Linked DNA regions of Mus musculus: region 2 is linked to region 1. Evidence: chromatin loops called from intact Hi-C (ENCODE). Cell type or tissue: gastrocnemius. All regions are shown on one strand.

Evidence for each region. A loop is a pair of places that touch in the nucleus more often than their neighbours do. Peaks named below come from ENCODE experiments on the same cell type or tissue, not always from the same donor. Only the 100,000 strongest peaks of a DNase experiment are listed, where the experiment ranks them.
Region 2: it touches region 1 in a loop (2.4-fold over the local background); 17 of 42 quality-filtered maps call a loop at or near these places.

What each region holds. Positions count from the first base shown.
Region 1 is chr6:129,403,123-129,411,122 of GRCm38, reverse strand. It overlaps Clec1b (C-type lectin domain family 1, member b), which reads right to left. Exons shown (of 6, transcript NM_019985.3): 5 at 7,456-7,562; 6 at 5,710-6,016. The coding sequence ends at 5,872. Clec9a (C-type lectin domain family 9, member a) reads right to left here and starts at 2,261. Exons shown (of 7, transcript NM_001205363.1): 1 at 2,078-2,261; 2 at 768-848. The coding sequence starts at 2,168. It also overlaps a transcript of Clec12b not described here. In gastrocnemius, no CTCF peak of the experiment used is centred here; a DNase peak (open chromatin) is centred at 3,550; H3K27ac peaks cover 1,119 bases.
Region 2 is chr6:129,473,037-129,481,036 of GRCm38, reverse strand. Gm45969 (a long non-coding RNA gene) reads right to left here. Exons shown (of 4, transcript XR_001785379.2): 3 at 3,643-3,745. It also overlaps a transcript of Olr1 not described here. Among named protein-coding and RNA genes, the nearest start is that of Clec7a, 4.3 kb to the right of the region's middle. In gastrocnemius, a CTCF peak has its summit at 4,130 (motif pointing right); a DNase peak (open chromatin) is centred at 784; H3K4me3 peaks cover 197 bases.

The DNA of each region.
Region 1 (8,000 bases):
GCAAACATTTTACCTTTATTGGTGTTTGAATTGTAATTAATTTTCAACAAGTTAGGAATAATGACTGAAAAATGTTGTCTCCTTGGAAACTGGAACCAAATACTTCTAAATCTCCCAAACAAAATTACTGGGTATATTATGCTACACACTGTAGCTAAAGGATGAGTTGGAAAAATGAAAATATATGGAAAGGGCACAAAGAAAACTGATCTCTTTGGAAATATGTTTATACTATAATGTTTTCAAATTAATACTTAATTGGCATATGGTGTTAAAGAAAACCCAGAAACACAAGAGGATGAGGGAAAGAGACAAGTCTGCACACACTTTGGAAATGGCTACTCAAGCTTTGCTGGCTAACATCTAGCTTGTACTTGTTAAAATCCTGTGTCCACATGTGCAGTGTGCCTGTACATATATGAATATAATTTGTAGATTATCTTTCAAAAACTATAAATAGTTTACAATCTATAAATAGATTGTTAACCTTCTGCTTTCATGGGAAACACCACATAAATACATCACTCTACAGTGATACAGTGGTTCTAGAAAAATTAATTGCATTCTTTTTACCAGACTCTTTTATCTCGCCATGTGAACTCCTTCTTAATATAAGTCTAACTGACTGTATACCATTTACGTGTGCTTACATAGATCTTAATTTATTTATTCATACATTTATACATGTGAACTTTTAAAATAATAATACAACAATTCATAACCCGTGTTGTTAACAGGTAACACTGAAGATATGCTTTTGTACTTACACTTGATGCCCAAGAAAATGGACGTTGCTAACAAGCCCATACAGACCACACAGGAAATCATCGTCACAACACACCATGCTCCTGAATGTGAAATCAGGCAATGACATGAGTTAGAGAAAGTATTTTCAAGGTGTAATAATGTCAGGATAAGTGGAAGGATTGGGCCTTCCTACTGGAGAAATGCAAAGATTTGAAACTCTAAGAAAATCTTTGCTTAAATTCTCTCAGATGAACCTTATAGCATGGGCTATATCTGACTTGGAAAATACCAAATACAATAGACTTAATAACACCTCTCTTCAATCCTAATGTACACTATTGTGATTTTAAAAATTAATTCCATCTGTCTATCTGTCTGTCTACCTATCTAGTATTTTTCAATAATCTCATTCATACCAACCAGAAAACCTTCTATTCTTAACATGAAGACTCTCTTACCTGTTTTCAGCATCTCTTGAACATGATTCATTGAAGTATTTTTAATTTTAATGAGTAATTTAGAAAAATGAACAAACATTTCCGGCTAATTATACAATTCGTCCAGGAAGAAAAGTGAGTTATTTGGCTTATTACATTATTCATACTAATAAAAAATTGTCCTTACATATTTTAATAGGCCTGATAATGTCTTGCCTGAGATGACTCTGGGTCATCCCTGAAACCTTGAAATGGTGTTTTATGTGACAAAAGATATTCTGAAGCTAATACTATATTAGAGATCTGATTTAGGAAAGTTAGCTTCACTTAGTTAATTTGTAACAAGTCGATACTAAAGACTAATTAATGAAACTACTTGGGAAAATATAATAAAATGCTTTTTAAGCCCACCTAATTATTTGTTGTATGAGGTTATGTATGACACCTAGTTGATGAATTAAAGAAGTGACAATAAAAATACACAAAAACATATATTTGCAAATCTTTTTGCACTGTAGAGTTGTAAAAATAAAAGGTAGCATAAGATGTAGAAACAATTATCAAATACTAAAAACATAACTGCATCAGCTGAAGACATTTTTTCCTAGTTTTTCAACATTTCTTACTATTTTTCAGATAATTTGCTGCCTGTTTTAAGTAAAAGCTAAAATAATTTAAGTGGTATGATTTCTTTTACTTTTTGCAAATTGAGAGAATATATCTCATTTCCTGATCTGAGTGCCCTTCACTTACTCCTCCATGCTGACGAATGTGTCAGGCACACTAGAATATGCTAAAGAGGTTATCTCAGATTAGGAGAAACACTTGGTTTTATCACAGTATACAAACAGAAAAAAATTATAGTTTTCAACTAAGCATTCTAAATTTATTACCTGAACATTTGCTAGGGGATTGGCACTTCTGAGAGGCCTCTGAGGTAGGAATGTCCCACTGAAGAGAGGTATATATTTCTTCCGCATGCATGCTGAAGGTGCTTGGAGTGGTGAAGCAGTCTACATAGGAGCCTGGCACAAAGAACTTCGGTTGTAGTTAGGAGTAGGTTGGTACAAGAAATGGAACTGGCTACTTTTTCACAGTGGTAAAATGCAACAGGGATTAAAGGATGTTCATCATCCAGAAAGTGGAACTTTTGAAGCTTATACTGAAACATAACTCAATAATGAAGAAATGAGAATTATTGAGCTCAAAATAGCTACTACCAAATTAAACTGTTGCTCTGCTTTCCACATAGTATCAGATGCTGGAGGTAAGCTGCACAGTATGGACTTCTATTTGCTATAAACTATGAAGCAAAAAGATGATGCAGCGAATAAAGATAAAGGCCATTAAATCTAGACAAATCAACTTGTACATAGCTTTTGGATTTCCAAACAAGAAAGCTTAGGAGAGATTTCATCCCTAAATTTATTTCCAATCAGTCTGCTGATTAGGGTAATACTGACTGTTATTATAAGTAAACTTCAAAATACCAGTCAACACTGGCAACATTTAGATCTCCCTCATAGTTTGTACCCAGAGATACTAGTTCTCCCAAAAGGGGCCTGGGTTTCTTTCATCTTCTGGAATATTGGAGCCATGATGGGAAAGGGAAAGAGAAGGTGAAGAACCCACACTTGCTTCTTGAAAGCCATAATCTGGGAGTGTTGGGAATCACAGCCATCTCTATCCATTGCATTTCCATATTGGACATGAAGGTTGGGTTTTCCTGGCAGCATTGTCCAGAGGTAACTTTGCTCTTGCAGGAGGAATCAATTATTTAATGGATGGATGACCAGTTTCAGCACATCCTGTGACTACAGCATTTGTACTGAGAACTCTGATCTCTTAGACACCATTTATTTCTAGGCTACTTGTCCTTATGTCCAAAGGTCATTTCTCAATTGTGTTCTTTTATTTATTTATTTATTTATTTTTAGAGTCTCACTGGATCAATCGTTCTTCATCACAAATGGCACATTCAGGAGGTGATATAAGGGAACTTACTAATAGGACTACAGTTTTGGAAAAGGTTAATAGGAAAGAAAGAAGGGGATCAATGTTGACATATGTACTACAGGGCTGCTGTCACCCTATGGCCTAAAACAGTAAGGAGAATGTTCACTGGGACTTCGTGGTCTGCCTCACTACAGCGAAGGGCTGGTATACAGATCATCAAGTTTTATCAATCTAAGACACATAAGGGATCTGAATTATACTTCTGACCATAACCCATGTGTCTCAGAGGCTCAGTTTGCCCGGAAAATGTATTCATTTGTGTTTAGCTTCCTGAGACATAAGGAGTAGCTGGTGGGGTCATTAGGGACAAATGGAAACGGACTAGCACATTCTGCCAACATTTCCTGTGGTGTTCCTGGCCTGAAAACAGAGTAACTGAACTCCAGATAACCCTCTGCATATTCTAAGCTCTACCAGATGGAGAAAAGAGGAAGAAACCACACCAACAAATAATATTGTAACTAACCTCAGGAGCCAGACTTCATGAGCTACTACTCATTTTCCAGTTTCTCTTCTCATTTTAGCAGCACTGAAACCAAAGCTTGAATAGTGTTTTCCCAGGACAATCCACTCTCAGGGAAATGTCTGCAAGGGAGCCATTGGTTTCTCCCAACAAAAAAACCCATGTGCTACATGTAGTGTTCTGCTCTTGTTTGTTTTAAATATTTACTGTTTATTATTCAATGTGTTCTTAAAAACTATTTTAAAGCCAGATCACAGTATTGCTTCCTTACTACAGTTCTGTGAAGCAGAAGGGTAAGTTGGCTCTAAGTCAGGCACAGAGAAGTCCGTTTAGCTGGTTTCATGCTGAGTGTTTGAAATGAAGTGCTCTGATCATAGAATCTGGGTTGTTTTTGTTTCACTATATGCTTCAGGCACGAGTATAAGGGAAAAGAGAGACTTTGTAGGTACAGTTTGATTTTTGTAGGTACAGGCTGGTCTCACCTTCTGTATATGTTTAGCTGGGCATTAAATATGTTTCCTCTAAGGCTGTGTGTTGTAGTAATATATAAATATGCTGAAGAGAGGAAAAACACTAACATTCAGACATAGGGTTGATGTTTGGATAGGTTCTGAATAATTAGCCCCCAGTTGTTTTGTGCAAATGGACAGTTTCATACCAGAAGTTCAGCCTTGAATCCCCATCTCCAAAGGGGGTGGGGGAGCCAAGACTTCTCATCTCACAAGGCCAATATCTTGTTTTTTAAAATAAAAATGCCAAATAAATTTTGTTGTTTTCCTGTAACCCAGAAATCTATTCCCTTAAGAAGAGTCCAAAATAAACTAAAGAGCAGATTTGTCATGCACAGAGCTGTAAAACTAACATTTTTTAGTATCATGCGGTTGATGTTCTCACCAATATTTTATATTATTACATCAGAGATCATCACAATTCTCGTCTGGATAGGGTAATCAGCTCACTGTATATGCAAGGAAATAGTGTTAGAGACTAAACCATTTGCTCCAAAACACATAGGGAATAAGTGCTAAATCAATGTTTATTGAAAAGTCTTAAGAGTGGACTGCTTACAACAGGGTCACAGGGAGTGTGTATTAAAAACAGATTTCTATATCTCCTCAGCCTTCTGAGTTCCATCTATATTCCTGATTGAGCATGTTTAGTTTCCACAAAGTCCTCAGCTGAGATAAACTATGTTCATGACCCTGTTTTCTCACTAGTTAAACAAAGGAAGTTGTGGGGAATGACTCTGGTAGAAAGTGTGACTTTTGCCTCTTATCCTGTTAGAGGTGCCTCCCCACAGGCCCTATAAATAACTTCTGGGTTATTCAGCAAACACCAAACATAGAACCATCAAAAAAAGAACCAGATTAAAAAAAGTCTGCTTCTTCTTCTTCTATCTTATATACCTATTACATAAGATAGGCAATATTTTATATATAGGAAATATTTCATATATTTTCATATTTATTCATATAATTCATATGTATTTAGTATTTTCATATTCATAAATATGTGAATACACACACTTTGGTTTATCCTCAGCCCCAAACCATCCTATTTTAAGTGTGAGAAAATGGAAATTAAACAAAATATAAAACTGTTCTTATTAGCCAGTCACATGTCTTTAATCCCAGCATTTGGAATACAGAAGAAAGTACCTTGTCAATATAGTGAGTTTGGGGACAGATAGAGCTCCTCTCTCAAAAATAAATAGATAGGTAGATAGATAGGTAGGTAGGTAGGTAGATAGATAGATAGATAGATAGATAGATAGATAGATAGATAGATAGATAGAATTGCTTAATGGTTGCCTTTCAGTTAAGAGGTCATAACATTTAAACTATTTTACAGATTCCAATCTATGTTATTTCTGCTATCCCATGGTGTCTTTCTTAACTTAGATATTTTGCACAGTGTTAACTCACTTGGGTCCGAATTTAATTTTAGTTTTATGTGTGTATATTTGAAGACTCAATGGATTACAACAAGCTAAGAAAATGAGGAATGGATGATAAAAAGAAAGTTATTGGAAAAGCTAGAGATCTACTGACATGCTGTTTTTTTAATATACAGAGAAAGGATCAGACCTGTGATATAAGGATGATATAAAAATACAAAATAAGCAGTTTTATGAATGCGGAGTTCTTTTGTCCAGATCTTTTATTGCATGATCAAGCACTTATCTGACATCCTGTCCATCCTTCTGCATTAAAGCAGTTGGTCCACTCTTGTCATGCCAGCATTTCTCTCACATATTAAGTAATGTCTCTCTTTACAGGAAGCTGGATGGATTTTTCCATTATGAAGATAAGCACAATTCATGTTTTCTTCTGTATTCCCAGAAAGATTAATCCTACAAATAAAAAAGGCAGATTGCATGATTTTTAGAAATACAAATAGACAAGGAAGCAAAGGACATGAGTGTTTTGTTGATAAAACTAGAGGCTTGGGATAAGGAAACAGCATTCTCGCCTTTAAGAAACTCTCTGTCTGCTTCTTAGTACAGTATGACACATAAAAAGCCTAGTAACAATTTAATACAGTGTTTAAGTCAAGGAGCAAGTCATGCTAAGTTCCTGGGGGTCCAGAGGAGAAGACACATAATGATCTCACATGCCAGCCAAATACTTATCTACAATTCACTTTGTGCCAGTGTTGGAAGAAGAGTGGGTTTAAAACAGGCAATGGAAGCCTGGTGGTGGTGGCGGTGGCGGTGGCGGTGGCGCACGCCTTTAATCCCAGCACTTGGGAGGCAGAGGCAGGCAGATTTCTGAGTTTGAGGCCAGCCTGGTCTACAGAGTGAGTTGCAGGACAGCCAGGACTATACAGAGAAACCCTGTCTCGAAAAACCAAAAAAAAAAAAAAAATTAAATTAATAAATATAAATAGACCCTGAGAAGGCTGGATGCCCCAGTGTAGGGAAATGCTAAGGCAGGGAAGTAGGAAAGGGTGGGTTGGTGAGCAGGGTGAGGGGGCATGGGATAGGGGATTTTGGAGGGGAAACCAGGAAAGGGGATAACATTTGAAATGTAAATAAAGAAAATATCTAATGAAAATAAAATAATATAAGCAGAGAGGAAATGCAAGTTCTCATAGAGTCAGCAGCTAGGAACTCTAAGGTGGCTAAATACTGCAGAGCTGAGATGTAACAGCATCAGGTAATAGGTTTACACTAGACTATTGCATGGTTGTTGTCCAAGAGTTTGCCTCTATTCTCTGAATCACTGTTTACAAAGACTGACAAGGAAATATGCTAAATATACTTGGCAGACACCTATAGATGCCAACTAGTTAGCAAATAATTGAGGTCTGTTCTGTTTTTTAAAACCCAAATTCCAGGGAGGAGAAATTGGTAAGACGTTCACAGACAAGCAGAAAGTAGTAAGAACTGTGAAGAAATAAAAACAGTGAAGAGAAAACAGAGCAGGTGTGTGCTGAAAGAGGCCTAAGGGATAAGCTCATTATCAAAGCACAAAAGAATCAGATCAAGTTACACACACACACACACACACACACACACACACACACAAATGCCTGCATGAACAGAGAGAGAGAGAGAGAGAGAGAGAGAGAGAGAGAGAGAGAGAGAGAAATGAATAGGGGCAATATAAAAATGATTCACTATTTGCATAAAAGGAGGAGAGGGAGGAGAGAGTAAAACTGCATGACTAGCATCTACAACTCACAGTAGAGTAGAGACATCTCAACTTTCAGGCAACTTATGTTCAACAAGAAAGATCTGGGAGTCAAAGTTTTGAATAATGCCTTCAAGCTGAGCTTCTAGATACTTACCCGTTCTTGCGAAGAACTGAGCTATCCTCCCACATCCAGTCTTTCTTAGAGTTCTGGCGTGATAATCCAATCCAACGGACTGAAGTAATCCTTTCTGCAATGTAGTCCTGTTGCAACCATAAATCCATGACATGTTAAGTCCCTCCACAGCGCTGTGCGATGGTAGAATTTCACAATAAAGCCTTTCACAAACAACTAGAATTATGCATCTGGGTTGGTATAGTGGATTGTGTCTCATGTCTACAATTTTGCTAATTTGAGTGGTTTTGAGGTATTCAAAAGTATGGGGAGGACATGAGAAATTATATTAAGCAGGTAAAATGCTAGTCTTCCTAGGGTATTTATAATGTATGTTTATATTCCCTAACTATTGAAGATTTGAGTCCCAGGGAGACTTATAAATATGATTCAAGTGGGGGAAAGACATCACCTACAGACAGCAAGAATTACGTTGTCAATGAGCTTTGCGGTCCCTAAAATTAAGTTCTTGGATTGTATTGATTTTCTTATCCATGCAAATGTTAATTTGTTTTAGTTGGATGGAT
Region 2 (8,000 bases), 70 kb before region 1:
AGGATTTCCAAGTGTTCCCCTGATGGTGGTACCTCCATTTTCCACTCACTGTGAAACTACTGGACTAGAAGCTCCCTGTTACCCCCTCCCTTTCTCCCTACCCTCTCCTTTCTTCCTTCCCTTTATCTCCCTTTCCTTTCTCTTTTCCTTCCCTACCTGCTGGACTTTGCTCTGTACTGCTGATTCGCTACCGGCTCTGCACAGATCTCTCGGTCTCTGCCTGTGAATTCTTAGTATCTTTGTCTTTCCAGATGGCTCAGCTTACGGAATTCTCCAGCATCCTCTTACCGTAGCTTCTGTTCTCTGGATGGCTTGGCCACATTCTAAACAGGCTAAGCTTGGACAAGCACAGAGCTTATTTTCTTTCCTTTCTGTCTTTTTTATTTTATGTTTTTATTGTTTGCTCACAGCTTGTTATCCACTGTTTGGAAAATGATTGCTTTGAGCATCATGACTACTTTTAGTTTTGGGTGGAAAGCATGCACAGTCCCCACTGCTCCATCCAGGCTTTAGGCAACAGTCCAAAGTAAGTTTTTTTTTTTTTTCTTTTGAAGCTGGGGCATTAGCATTGAAGGACGATGTATCCGGCTGAAAACATAAATAAACTGCAAAATATAAAAAATAAACTGGAGTCTAAGACTGAAGGGTGAATTTCTTAGCTGTCTGCTGCAGTAGCTATCTGAAAGCTGATGGCAGAGCTGTCTTTTAGACCCTTGCTGACGGCATATGGATCCTCACTCCTCTCCCCTGCAGCTCTCAGAGAGCCTGGTGCATCATTGCCTGAGCCTCTGTTCTGAAGCAAATTCCCTGATCTGGCCTCTCCTGGCTGCATCTGTTAGTTCATACACTGAATACTGATCCCAACCCTTGGCTATGCTCCTGCTCTTGGTATTATTTAAATCAGGTCTTAACTAGATACAGCTCTTTCCTGTGGCTCATTTATGCCCTGTGTGCTGAGACTATTCTTTTACATTATTAAAGTGGAACTAAAAATACATATGCAGTGAAGTGTAAATGGCTTGTGAATTTTTAAACATTTATCTCAGTGTGAGGAGGTGAGGTTTTTTTCATTTTGTTTTGTTTTGGTGTTGTTCGTTTATTTTTTTTTTCCCTCCAGAGACAGTTTTCTGACTTCGGGTATAAATTTGCAGTTGTTTACATATGCATTCCTTGAATGTGAAATGAGCATGCTGGTTTCATATATGGCTCTGAAGTCAGACTGAGTTCAAATTCAACTGCTGACTTTCTGAGTTATCAAGGGCAAGTTACTGGCCACCGATTGTGTTTTTTTTTTTTTTTTCATTTTTTCAGATGAAACACAAGAATAACATCACTTGCTACCTCATAGCTATCTGAGAATCTATCATGTTTATGGAATATTTTTAGTGCTTAGAATTTGATGAGGTCGGGGGGGAAAAAAAAGCTCAATTCTTTATAGTATTTATTTAATTATTTATTTATTGTCCTACAGAGATGTTCTTGCTTTCTTAGCAGATTCTAAGACTTTTATGCATAGTAAATGAATAGCCTAAAGATGCCAACTGGGCTCAACTCTATGTGTGTTATTTAGGAGTCTTGTGTCGAAACACTGCACTCTGAAATGTACTATCTCGCACATAAAAAATGAGTGGCATCTCTTTTATTTTTCATCATAGAAGTTTATGGTGGAATATCGTAAGGCTCCACAAGACATTTGGCTCAATAGAGGAACAGACAATCTACAACTGCACACATTTTCAAAGACTGGTTTTCCTCAGAGAACTTCATCCAGTGTGACTCTGGCTGGTAACGTGAACCAAGCAGATAATTTCCTGAACCTAATGCTAATGTATTTTCATAACTTATAAAGTAGATTGAATAGATTAAAAATATCTCATTTTGAAGCTATCCTTGAGAGATTGAGACCGAATGATTGCTATGAGTTTCAGGACAGCCTAGGCAACCTAGTGAATTCTAGGCCAACCTGGATTACAGAATCAGACTCTGTCTCAACAAAGATACATGAAAATAATGTATCTAATATTTATATTTTAATGTCAAAGCTACTCTAAATTATTTTAAATTTATATTTCTTTTGTGTATGTTTTTACTTATGTCTGGGCACATGTGTTGTGGCATGCATGGTGATCTGAGGACAAATTATTGGAATTAGTACTCTTCTTCCACCCTGGGATCAAACTCAGGTCATCAGACTACAGCTGAGCCATGGAGCCACTCCTCAAAGTCACTATCTTTGTACCTGAACCTACTTTGTAAATCATCTCAAACCCTATCCCTCCACATCAGCTTCTTTCATGAAGGGTAAAGCATTAATCTGTAGATGATGTCGTCAACCAGAAAGCTGACAGAGCCCCAGTTTCCTGCGAGAAAATAGGAATGAGGGTTTGACTTGAAAGGAATGATGTGGTTGTGTTATCACTTGAGTTGTGTGTGGACTTAGAGCAATCTGGGCTTTTACGGTTATTAAACTGGCCTTTGGTTACAACATATTGAAACTTAATGGTCTGTGTTATGGTTCAGCCAACAGCCACATGCCTCAGCGATTCTTTAGTTGCCTAACTTCATTATGAGCACACCCGGCAGTTCATTTATAATTTAACTTTTACAGAATAAGCAAATCAATTGCACTATGAATAATTTAAGCCCAATAAAACATCTCATAGCACTGGCAAGAGAGATCCAGCTCAATATATTCATAAATGAATGTCAAATCATCTGGTTTTGCTAAGCTGTTTGTAAAAGCTAAGATCGCTTGTAAGGCACTATGTCACCTGGTATCAATTTCAAAGTTAAGTAATTTTTTATGAGTGTAATCCCACCTAATAAATAATCTTTTAGAAATGATACAGAATGCCTATCTTGTGATTTAAAACCCCATCTAGAGCAGAGGGACATACCTGCAATGTCTAAATTCAGGAGGATGAAGCACAGAATTGCTGTGTGTTCAAGGTCAGCCTGTTTTTAGGCCAGTCTGAGTGTCCTGGATAGCTTTAACTGTCAACTTGACAGAACCCAAAACTATTTGGGAAGAAAATCTTTACTGAGGAATTGCTAGGTCAGATTGCCCTCACAAAGAGCCTTGGTAATTGATGTAGGAGACCCCAGTCCGCAGTAGGCAGTACCAACCCTAGGCAGGGGTTCCTGACTGCACAAGAAAGCTTGTAAGTAAACAAGCTGGCAGCAAGATGCATTTGTTTCTCTCTGCCTTTGACTATGGCTGTGATGTGACCAGCTGCCCATGTTCCCACCTTAGCTCCCACTCAGTGATGGCCAGCAGCATGAAACTACGTCACCCTAACAGCAACAAAACTAAAACTACAATACCGGGCTACTGTGTAAGACCCCGTTTCGGCCACAACAATGGAAATAGCCTTTGGGATGCAGAGGCAGGAGTTTCAGTCTGTCCTTGTCTACACAGTGACTTCTAAGCCAGCTAAGGCAACATAGTGAGAACATGTCTGCAGGAAACAAACTAAAACTAAAATGAACCAACAAACAACATACTTCAGTAACTTAGATAACAAAGTAATTGCATTAAGTATTTTTGCTCTTCCATTATTTTAACTAGCCTTGACGAAGTGATGTGGATTATATTCTTTCAAAAAAAATTTTTTTTGTTCATCTATACATCCATTCACTCACCGATTGCTTAATGGGAGTTCATTCTAAAGAGAATTTTTCTGTAGCAGGGACAGCATGGACAGCAGAGAAAACACGCAGATACCGTTCCCATGATGCTCAGAGTCTGCATTTAGAAGGAAAAAGAATTTAAAACAAGCACATCTACATAATTGTATTAATTTAACACAGGGAAGGCGTTACTTTAGATACTTGGAATTGATAATAAGACAACTATAGATATGTTTCTATCAATGTGGAAAGTTGTACATTGGTAGTTGACTTTAAGAATTAGAAACAAAATGGGCATATATGGCTATGACTAAGCCACACAAGCCTGAAAGGAGTGGGGGTAACCAACTTCTAAAAACCACGGCTGTCAAAGACGTAACAGCAACCTTTAGCAGCGTTTCCACCCTCATTCAGGTCCTGCCTGCTTAAATTCTGCAACTTGACTCCCACGCTGATAGACAGGATTTACTGTCTAATTTGCCTTGAAATACCTAAGTCAAGACTGTAGGTGGCGCTATCACTTTGATTATTTACTGTGTGGTTTTTCCTAAACATTTTGAGTTATTCCCACCAGCCTGGCTTAGATCACACACCATAGGAGAATTATTGACACTCATCAGTTTACCCTCTCTTTTCGACGTACAAGAATCTCAATAGACATTTTCACAGGAAGAAGCCAACTCAGAAATCGAAACACGTTTAAAATCACTCAGTCGCTCCTCAGCAGGCATGGGAGAAAGGACACAGCCACCTGCTGAGTCTCTGGATCCTGAATTTAGACGCTACACTGGTGATTTATTTACACTGTGATCTGATGCCTGCTCCTCTCTGTAAAGAACACCGGGTGAACTGCTGCCCAGGTGTTAAGCTCAGTTACTTTGTTCTAAATAAAATCCCCACATGCAGAACAAAAGTCAACTGAGGTGCTCCTGGTGTTGGCAATTAGGGCAATCTTGAGACCTTCCTCAGGGATATCGACACTACACCCTGTTTAAACTCTCTCTGTTAAGTATGATTCTGAAATTAAGAGCAGAAGAAGTAAAAGTCAATACATCTGACTGGTCAACGGGTGGCTAGCAATGTATTAAAAGTGTATGAAATGGAAAAAGGAGGAGCCACCACGAGAGGAATGAAGGAGAAAGCATGGGTCACCCAAGGCACACAAATAAACAGCCAAGAAAAGCATTCCCCACACAGATATCCAAACATTGCATCATACTTGACAAATGTACCAGGTATGCCTTTCAGTTAAATGTAGGACACAATTTTAAAATTAAATGAATTACATATATATTCCCACTTTTAAAAAAACAACAAAAACAAAAATGAATGAATAAAACGTTCCCTCCTTGAAAAGAGCATTCGGCATTCTTTCTTCAATTCCTCCTATCTTCCCAGGGCAATTTAGAAACAATCCTACTGTAATATGGGACTAGAAGTTGGACTTGCTAATAGGTCCGCATGGTGACTTCCATGAAGAGTGTGGTTGTTTCCCTGTCTGGCTCCAGGCACTGTGCTGGACATTGAACTCAGCTGGAAAGAGAATGCTCTTCTTCAGGGTTATAAACTGAATCACACAATGGCATTGACTGTAGCGTAGATTATATATGTGATATTTGAAGCATTATCACTTATCTCTTTAAAAAAATTTTTAATTAGGTATTTTCTTCATTTACATTTCCAATGCAACCCCAAAAGTCCCCCAAACCACCCCCCACTCCCCTCCCTCCCACTCCCACTTCTTGGCCCTGGTGTTCCCCTGTACTGAGGCATATAAAGTTTGCAAGACCAATGGGCCTCTCTTTCCAATGATGGTCGACTAGGCCATCTTCTGATACAGCATCATCACTTAATCTTTATATCAGGAAGAGACAGATGATTTCTTTAAGACAGTGTCTCATGTAGCTCAGGCTGGCCTTGAAATCATCTTACTTCAGCGTCTCTCCGGCTGAAGTTACACTAGGCCCAGGATCCTAACCAGAAATAAGTAGGAAGGAGAACAAGTGAGAATAAAGTATAATGACATATGTGGATAGAAATGTCCCTGGAAATTCCATTGGTTTGTACGCTAGCCTAAAAACAAGGAAAAGGAGAATTATCAACTGAAGAATGATAATTGTTATTGATTTTTAAAATATCTTTTATTTGATACTTATAGACACAAATGTGCAAGTATGTTTATCAATATATATTCATTGGGCGTGGGTGGGTAGGGGAACAGGGCGCAGGGAGGGTATAGGGAATTTTCGGGATAACATTTGAAATGTATATAAAGAAAATATCAAATAAATAAATAAATAAATAAATAAAAGAAAAAATTCATGTTGAGTAAGAAGATTAATTTCTTAGGAAGTGTAAGTATGACGACTATACATAAGATTCTTAACTCTTAGAAGCAGTTTTTCATTTTTTATGACACTTTTATATGTTTATGTGATGAAATTTAATTCTTTCCATGTCCCATACTCCTCTGTCACCCACTACCTTCCCCCACAGGAGGCTATCATATCAACAACCCCCTCAGACTTTTAAGTCTCTACCCCAAGGGTGACCCAGAATTTAGTTAATTAGCAATGACTGAGGGGAATTTGGCAGGGACTGTTGGCTTGCATTCTCTTGTCTGCGTCTTCTTATGAAATACGGATGTCCTTTTCCTCTAGACACTGAAAGAGGATTTCTCACTCCCTCTCCCTCTCATGTGAAGATCTCATGGCATGGGCCAGGGTCATCTTCCTCTTTGTGTCATTTTCTCAGATGTCAGCATACCTTATTTGGTGGGAGGATTCCTACATCTCACCATGCTGCGTTGCAAAGATTGCATTATTGGATTGAATGTGGATATTGAGATAGGCAGACACAACCCCTCTATGACATATCCAGGAATACTCAGTAAGACTTGTGTGGCAGACTATGTAAGATGAAGGCTCTCACTCGCTGCTGAGTGCTCTATTGTCTCTATCCATATTAGACTTTGAGAGGTACATACTCATTTTCAGATAACAACTGCTCCCATCTTCACCAGTACACCTGGCAGGCCCATAATGGCTTCCAAGTAAATAAGGGCTTTGTTCCTAAGGACTGATGGGTCCAAAAGCCTGAGGTACCTATACAAGTATGCTCGTAGTGCTACCAGTTTCTTAAGTCAGAGCTGAGTTTGTATCCCATGATCAGGGAGAATACTGAGTTTTTGAGATCTTGTCTCAAAAAACAAAACAAAACAGAACAAAACAAAAACATCTTGACAGCAGGTGGTAGGTAAATCCACTCTTACAGCAGATATGTTTGGGATTTGCAATATAGTATCTTTTCTCTGGCATGAGAAGTCCACCACCCTGAACAGTCTCCTCAAGGGCAAACATTCGAGGATGATTGTCCTTGCTCTTCCTCACAGTCTCTGGGAATTGGAGGAGAGTGCATTGTTTCCAGGTGTGCCACTGCCTCAAGTCATAAAGATGAGGAGTTTCTTAGTTTAATAAGTGCCAATTGACAAGTCCTGATGAAGACTCACTCTAGCTATCCCTTTAGTATTGCAGCTTTTTTTTTATTAGCACACTCTAGCCTTGAAAAAGTCTTCAAATTTTGTTTTGTGGACTCTGACTTCCATTCATGGAAAACCTTCTTCTCCAATTCAATCATATCCTTAAACTAAGTCTATTCTCATTTCTTTGATGTTCTCCTTGTTGACTTACAGCAGTAATCAAGTGATGGTTGTTTCAAAACTGTACTTATTTGATCATTTTTTGTTAATCTGAGAATTGCAAGAGAGGAGAGAGAGAGAGAGAGAGAGAGAGAGAGAGAGAGAGAGAATGAGAATTTATTTTTATGTTTCAGGCTATTATATGTATCATAAGAGTCCAGAAGAATGAAGCCAGTGCAACAGTAAGTAATTCCAAGTCTTAAAAACTTAGTAGACTTTGTTCTAGTCCCTTGTTCTAGTTTTGAAATTTCCATCTTCGAGTATCCATGTCTTCTTCTCCTTATTTGAAAATAGTAATGCTAATATGTGCTAAAGCGTAATTCTTAGAGAGGGCGACAGAATGAGAATGCGGGTGTGCTGTGAAGTAACTAAGGCAGAATCATTCCCAGTAAATGTTTGCGCCTATCTATTTCTACTCCATGATAAACCTCCAAGAGAATCATTCGCTTTGTGTCGCTGGAGTGATGTACTTTGGATGCTCAGCTGTGATTCCTCCATCAGGCAATAAATTTCCTTGTGGAGAGCCTTCCGCCAATGCTGCCGACTCCAGGCAGTTATAGAGTATTTACTACAATGGATGGCATGAACACATGAAAGGATGTGGGGATGCAATCAGAGTTCTAACAAGCCAGTGTCGAATTCAAGACACTCAAACTGCTTAAAAGTTTATGTA